Regions from separate parts of the Homo sapiens genome. Here region 2 is linked to region 1. Evidence: read pairs that join two places in POLR2A ChIA-PET (ENCODE). Cell type or tissue: OCI-LY7. All regions are shown on one strand.

Region 1 (4,000 bases):
CTGGAGTACAGTGGCGCGATCTCGGCTCACTGCAATCTCTGCCTCCCAGGTTCAAGTGATTCCCCTGCCTCAGCCTCCTCAGCCTCCCGAGTAGATGGGACTACAGGCACGCTCCACCATGTCTGCTAATTTTTTGCATTTTAGTAGAGATGGGGTTTCACCATGTTGGCCAGGATGGTCTCAATCTCCTGACTTAGTGATCTGCCCGCCTCGGCCTCCCAAAGTGCTGAGATTACAGGTGTGAGACACTGCACCTGGCCAGTAGAATTTTTTTGAGTCAGGGTATTGCTCTGCCACCCAGGCTGGAATGCAGTGGCCTGCTCATGGCTCACTGTAACCCCAAACTCCTAGGCTCAAGTGATCCTCTTGCCTCAACCTCCCAAGCAGCTGGGACTACAGGTACATGCTACAATGCCTAGCTAATTTTTTCTTTTTTTTCTGTAGGAACAGGGTGTCATTATGTTGCCCAGACTGGTCTTAAACTCCTGGGCTCAAGCAACCCCCATGCCTTGGCCTCCCAAAGTGCTTGATTACAGGTGTGAGCTACCACACCTGGCCTACAGCCATTGTTTCTAAGCTTTACTCCTTCTGTGATTAGTCTCTACTGTTTTTTCCACACACCTAAGGGTTTACAACTGGCAGGGCAGATTATCAAAGCTTTCGTGCTCTTAAATTGGCCTATGTCCTCTTTCTGGGAAACTACCACCACACTGTTTTTAATATAATGCATTTTCGGGATTTCTCTGTCATTTAAGAGACACGTGGGTATATAGGGAGAATTTCTATTATGGGTTGAGCTCTGGACAATACTTGGCACAGAATAGATACTAAAGGAACACTGGCTGATATAGAGCATATAACTTAACCGTACATTGGAGGGATCAGACTGCCACCACCCTAAACCAGAGTTAATCTCTGCATCACTAATGGTGGGATACCCAGATATGCTGTGACTCCTAATATGATGCAATATATTATACACATTACATAGGATTAATTCTAGCTATAAATATTTAACTTATATTCATCTAACTGAAGCTCATAGAACCAACTTCCAGTTTCCAGGAAACACAGCTAAATGATGCCATAAGGAAGCAATGAGACTGATCCAAAAGGTAGAATATTTTTCTGGACAACTTCCCCATTGACAAGTCAGAATCATAAAAAAGAAACTGTTTTGAAGTAAAAGAGATTTCACAGAAATAACCTGATGTAATGACTAATCCTAGCTTGGATCCAGGTTTATTAAAGAACAGTTTGGAAGACTGGGGGAGTCTGAATACAGATTGCGTATTAGATAATATGAATTATTATTATTAAGTTTAAATGTGCTAATGTTATTTTGCCTGTTATTTTAAAAAGATGCACAGTCAACTAAAAAACATATATAAAAATTTAAAAAGAAATATATACATGCAATAAAAAATAAATAAGATATATAAAATTTGAAAAAGAAATATAAATGAATGAATGAAAGAGAAAAGTCTGGGCTGGTTTGGTAGTCAACAGCATGCATGGTAATTAAAACCATGAAAATAGATGAGATAAGGTCACCTAGGCAAGTACATAAGGGAAGACAAAGAGATGTGAATCAGGCAGATAATATTTCAGACTAGATGTAGGAGTAAGAACCATTAAATTGAAAAAGAGCAACTGGAGAAATAGGAGGACCAAGAGGAGAATGGCATTCCAGAAGCCAATGGAGGTATTTCAAGATGGATAAGGCAATTAATAATATCAAATTCGAAAGAGCTCAAGCTGGATAAAGACCGAAGAGAGGCTAGCAAATAACAAATAGAAGGTCAGTGATGACCTGATTGAGAGGAGTTTCAGTAGAGTGACTGGAGCAGAAGTCAGAGGAATGAACTGCTGTCGAAGAAGTGGAGACATCACTCCTCTTTCAAAGAAGTTTGGAGTTTCTCAGAAAGATGAGAACCTGTACAAATAATACACATTGTTCAGATAATGAAATTCCTAGTGATTAATGCCAACATGTTGTGGCAATCAGGAGACTGGAGAGGTCACTGGGTGAAACAGGAGGATTTATTTAGGCGGCCACCAACTCAGCAGATCAACATCCAAAGTCCAGCTGGAGCTATAACATTATCTGCAAAACCAGGCAAAGGCCCCCAAAAAATGGGTTCCAAAAGCAAGTATGAGAAAAACAAGTTCTTATCAGTCTCCCCCTAAAATTCTCTCCCCATACCATCATTCTTTGTTCTGCTCTCATTAATTAGTTTTGTAACTATTTTTACAAGTTTGCAAAGGTTTTATACGTTCCTGTTTTTCTCTCTGTAACACAGCAAAGTCACAAAACATGCCTAAATTGCAAAAACCTGTCACAGTATAATTAACTGCCTTTGTTCTGCTTCTGCAAGCCTGGTTTCCCCGCCCTGCAAATTTTGCGCCACTGGCTAGCCACTCCACTTCAGCAGCATAAATAAAAGTCAAGCCCTGTCTTTGTTCATTGCTCAGCCTTTAGATGTTAATCCACTAAGTTGGTGGCCACCTAAATAAAATCCTTCTGTTTCACCCAGTGGTCTCTCCAGTCTCCTAATTCCCACAGCAAACATGCAGTAACAGATAAGTGAAAGATAAATGTAAGGGACAGAAGGTGATAGCAGAGTTATAAAATAAAGGATTACTCATGTAATGCCCACATAAAATAAATATCTGCTATCGTATTTTTAAGAGTCTGCAAATTCAACAGAACTATAGTTTGGTTTTTATACTTGTCTCTTAAAGAACGGTGATACTGCAATTTATAAATAGATGTTTCACTGTGGAAATAGATTTGTTCCCTTAAAAATTGGATATAAAATACATTTTTGGAAATCAAATAATTAAGTAAGTTAGGAGAAGTATCTCTTCAAAGGAGTGATGGGACCCTTAGGCTGCAATCTGATTGCATTCAAATTATGTCTTTATAAATATTAGTAATCAATGTCTTATTTTGATTTTACAACATATAACCCTTGGTTCCTACTCTAATCCTATGAGATATGCAGGCTGAGTATTATTAGCCACATCTGACCTCAGACCATTCAGTCTGCTACAGGGGTATTTGTCTTGGAAAAAGGAGTGATTTTCCCTTTAGAGGGATACTGTGTGTTCATGAAAGTTCTCGAAGAACTAATAGTCACACAGCTCTGAAGCTGTTTAGTTTTCTTAATTAATACATTATTCAAACTAGTATAAATTTTAAAAACAAGCTATCTCACAGTATGCTGACTTTTAACATTCCGAAACAATGATAGTCAAAATTTAAGTAAAAATGTGGTTTATGAGCTATGCTATAGTAAATTCACAGAAAAAATGGAGATGGCTTAATAATAAACCAATAATAAACTAATAAAAATACTAGTTTCACAACAATGTAAATATACTTAACATTACTGAAATGTATAATTAAAAATGATTAAGACAGTAAAGTTTATGTTATGTGTTTTTTACCACAATTAAAAAAAAACCAACACCAACATTAGCTTTGTTAGAAAAATATTAAAAGGATTAAAAGGATAATTTACTGTAATATTTCTCATAACAAGCATTTCTTGCTTATTCACAATAAATATTCCTTCCACTATTAAGGCATGGAGATTATTTTTCTATAGTTTATGAATTAAAATCGATAAGTATTTTATAGAAATAATATACTGGAAGAAGATACAAATATGCTACAATATTTAACTGCATTCTACCCCCTAAGCACACATTTTCCAAATTCTCTATAATGATGATGTAATTTTCACATTCAGAAAAAAGATTTTTTAAAATTGAGATTGACATTAAATATAATAACTGTGACAATTAAGTAATATTTGAGGCCTGGATTTTACATCTCAGAATTCACTCAATGTATACCAGCTTATTTAATTCACCTCTATATTTCATGCTTCTGTGTTAGGACAAAGGCCAGTCTGTGGATGTGCAAACATTTTTTTTTCTTTTTTTTTTGAGACAGAGTCTCACTCTGTTGCCCAGGCTGGAGAGCAGTAAG
Region 2 (4,000 bases), 170 kb after region 1:
GCCTGACCTTGTGATCTGCCCGCCTCGGCCTCCCGAAGTGCTGGGATTACAGGTGTGAGCCACTGGGCCCGGTCTTTTTTTTTTTAAATGATCATAAGATGGCCCATTTTGGACCGGAACTGTCATTGCCAGACAGAATTGTACCTTTAGCACATTCTGGTGCCCTGGCCTCTTAGTGTTCACCAGTTGTACTGCAATATAGACAAGATGTCTCTAGAGACTCAAACTACTGTTTTATTAAAAAAGTAAACACCTGAGCACAGCTGGCCTACACAGGAGCGACAGATTCTCCTTGATGGTACACTTTCTAGTTTTTACACAGTGATTTAGGTCCACGTTCCTGATACCCCATCCTCCTGAAGCCTTCGTTTTCAAGACTTTTAAAAAGCACTTCTACTTGGTTTTTTGATCAGTGTAGCTCAATTGTGACTTAAAGAACAGAATCTGTCCTTCACTGTAAGAGCTACAGCTTTCAAATGAGCTCACTGGAAATTCATTCTAATCCCCAAGCTGGAGAAACAGGTTAAGAGATCCTGTTTCATATGCTGTATTTAAAAAGCAACAATGATAACAACATAGTAACTGCGTTACCCAATGGACTTTATTTTCATCATATGATTTCAATTCTCTTTATAGAGTTTTATTTCATATCCGGTGTGGCTTGTTCTTTTCAGCAGTTTGGGAAGTTAGTTATTAGAGTTGATAGTGAATTGAATTTTCATTAAACAGTCACGGTTAGAAGAAGCTAATATTTGAAACAGATTTTAAAAACTTGAAAAATTACAGGTGAGATTTCTGTTTATGCCAGATTATTGAAGATAAATATAAATGTATGTTGGTGTGTGAAATGCTCTGTGCCTTAGAAGCGTGACAGTTCAGCTCTCTGCTGTGGAAAGTAACACAGGGCAATAGAAACATATTTGTGGAATTTTAGAACAAACTATTGCTGACTCATGAGCACTATAATAACCATCAGGAAGCTCCCAACTGAAGCAATGTAACAGTGTAATCTAGTTCAATTCAGCAAACATTCATGGAGTTCTTCATGTCTGTCAAGCCTTGAGGACACCCACGAATGGCAAATCTCCACGCTAGACACTCAATACAGGTAAATAGGCCACCAGTTAATATTCTTGTTTTTATTTTCTTCAAGTTAGCTAAAAATGAGATGCGTATGAAGTGAGGAGGCTGGATCCAAGTCTTGATTGCCTTTCAGGGGGTCAAGGTGGTAAGCTGTGCAGTGAAGTCAACCAGTGGCCATGGCTTACATGTTTGTCTCTTTGAGATCGCCACCAGAACCATTTGTGAACTGATTTGTGAAGGAAAAGTCAGTCTTACTCCAAAGACTATTGCAGGGAGGAACTTCCAGAGAGGAAATCCAATGACAATGGTACTGGCATACACAGGGAGCCTCCCTTCAAAAAGACAGCGCCCCTAGTCAGGGAGGGGATGGCGGTCCTTTGATAAGACCCATAGGCAAACTTCGAGCCCATCAGCAGGTCAACCCTATGCTGGGAAAGTGAGGATTTGGGATTTCTGTGCTATAAACCTGATTCTAAATGTAGGACCCAAGTTTCTGGACTACTTCAGAATACCTAAATGAATCATGGAAACACTCTTTATGATTTTTTACAACACCAGATATGCAGGTGAATTGTGGAAAATGTCATGTAGCTGACACTCAAGAAATAGGGATTCCTAATAATGGCATGGGTAGGGAACAGATACACCTGGTTAGAAGGTCTAGGGTTCTGTATATGAAGCTGCCAGTCTGTAGCTCTTCGAGAAAGAAAGTTCAAGTCATTTGGGGGAAACTTAAGAATAGTCATCAGGGTTTTAGCTTCTAGGCACCAGCCAAGGATGAGAACTTCTAAAATCTAAAATCCATTTCAAGAAATAAAGACGAACACATTTGCAGGAAGGTAACTGTTATAACCCACACCATCAGCAGGGGGAAAGCCAAGCTGAGAATAAACCCAGAGACAAAGAACCCTCGGACTCAGGCAGGACATGGCAGGATGTTCTGGCACAGCAGACTGGAGACTGAGGCAGGGCCTGTGAGTGGACAGAGCACCCCTGGCTGGGAAGAAGAAGATGGGGTAGGAGGAGGTCAGGTTCCAAGGATGCAGGTCTGGAAAATGATATCGGAGGCCCTGGAGTTTGTGAGCTTGGCTCTAGTCCCAAGAAGGGTGAGGGAGAATAAGGGTAAGGGAGTATTCTAGGCAAGGAACTAAGGAAGGAATCCCCTTCTTAGAGCAGAGGCACAAGTTAGAGCAGGCCCAGCATTTGGGCCAACTTACTGTGGGGCCTCTGAGCTGCTCAGCTGGGTCTCCTGTCCTAGAGGGAAGGTGGCCCAGAGTCTTTGGTGGAGCGGAATCTGTAGATGAGGTTAAGGGACTCCAGTTGCCAAGGTTGATCTGAAACAGGCAGGGAGCTAAGCTCATCAGAACACCAACAGATTCATGTTCTCGTCTTAGCTTTCATCTATTCTGGTCTCAATGGCTTCGGGAAACACACATATACACATACACCATGCCCTTGAACTCAAAGCAAACTACGCTCTCAGGGAAATACAAATATCACGTTCTTATAGCTGTAAAGTATAGCTTAGCTATTTATAGAAGACTATGAGGTACTGTTGTGAGTTATTTGCTTATCCTGTTTTATTCTGAAAAATGAAAGTGCTCAATAGAATTTTTAACGTTGGCAACACCATAAGGATTTCTTATGTTAAGTCCCAACTTGGGGTTGCAAAATCATTTTTTCCCTTAATACCTGGGTGTTGTATTAGATCTCATAATTTGACAAGTTAACCTTTTAGAAATCCACATATATCTCAAATCTGGCTACTGCAAAACCAGTTTTGACAGGTCAGATTTTCATATGTATAGGTATAAATAGCCAACACTCAGTGAACAAAATCCTTTAAGCATTTTGGTTACATAAAGTTGTATGTTTTAAGTGATCAAACTAAGAATATTGTTTATAGGTTTTAAAAACCAAACCAATAAAATTTTTATTTATTCAATAAAATATGCACAGAACAGATGCAAATGTGTTATATACAATCATGAAGTTTTTTTTTTTTTTTTTTGCTGTTTTTAGTTTATATAAATGAGTGGTGTCTGAATAGAAATTAATTTAGAAGGTGGAAATTTAAAACGTTTCATTTGGTTCATGGGACTTTAGATAAGTTCATAGGTTAAAATTCACCAGGTTTGATTTATAGAATGTCAAAGAGTAGACAGATTTTCCCTCCCTAAAGATGCATTGCCTCGCTGAGCAAGCTTTTACCAACCCATATGCAAACTGCGTGACTCTTCTCTTGCCTGGCCTCAGCTCTTCTTACAGGAGACCCCCTTCTAGGTTTTTGATTACAGGTCTGACCTTTTAGCCTGCGTCCACCATTGTTCCTGTGTTGTCTCTGAAGCCCTCCCTGGTCTGTGCTTCTCAAATTGGGGCACGTGTAACTTGGGGTATGAGACTTCCCTTTAATCACTGGAAACCTTGTTATCAATTTAGTTTGTTTTGGTTACAATGCAAGACTCCTGTGTATTTGAAAAGGAAAATCAGAGGCTTTAAAGAAATCTGGGGTTCCATGAATAGCTTCAGACCTTCCCCTCTGGGCATCCCCAGAGGTAGATGTTCTGCCTTAGGACTTCTTGGTGGAAACCCTTGGGAATCACAGACCCAGCTTCCTCACTGGTGGGGAATGTTCTGGAGTGATCTTGGGCCCTGGATCTGAGTGCCAGTGCACCAGCTGTGAGTCAAACGGAGTTTTGACCTTAACTTTGCTGCTGAGCCTTCCAATTTCCCCGCTGGGTCTAAGTGATAATCTCATGTCTGGGCAGTTTGGCCGGGGCCAGGCATCTGCCCAGCTTTTCTTAGTGCCTCCCCCTGCACCAGCTCCTCCCTGCTGGTGTATGGCATCTTCTGGACCAGCTCCTTTTCACTGGACGTGCAGCCTTCATACAGGATCTCAGTTCTCTCCCGCCCTCCA

The links. Peaks named below come from ENCODE experiments on the same cell type or tissue, not always from the same donor. Only the 100,000 strongest peaks of a DNase experiment are listed, where the experiment ranks them.
Region 2: POLR2A ChIA-PET joins it to region 1 with 6 read pairs; 3 of 35 experiments call an interaction of 5 or more read pairs at or near these places.

What each region holds. Positions count from the first base shown.
Region 1 is chr3:183,651,903-183,655,902 of GRCh38, reverse strand. All of the region lies in intron 3 of KLHL24 (kelch like family member 24), which reads right to left. Among named protein-coding and RNA genes, the nearest start is that of KLHL24, 18 kb to the right of the region's middle. In OCI-LY7, a CTCF peak has its summit at 2,508; DNase peaks (open chromatin) are centred at 2,042 and 2,492.
Region 2 is chr3:183,486,599-183,490,598 of GRCh38, reverse strand. It overlaps KLHL6 (kelch like family member 6), which reads left to right. Exons shown (of 7, transcript NM_130446.4): 7 at 1-3,048. Among named protein-coding and RNA genes, the nearest start is that of SNORA63E, 35 kb to the right of the region's middle. In OCI-LY7, no CTCF peak of the experiment used is centred here; no DNase peak of the experiment used is centred here; H3K27ac peaks cover 1,566 bases.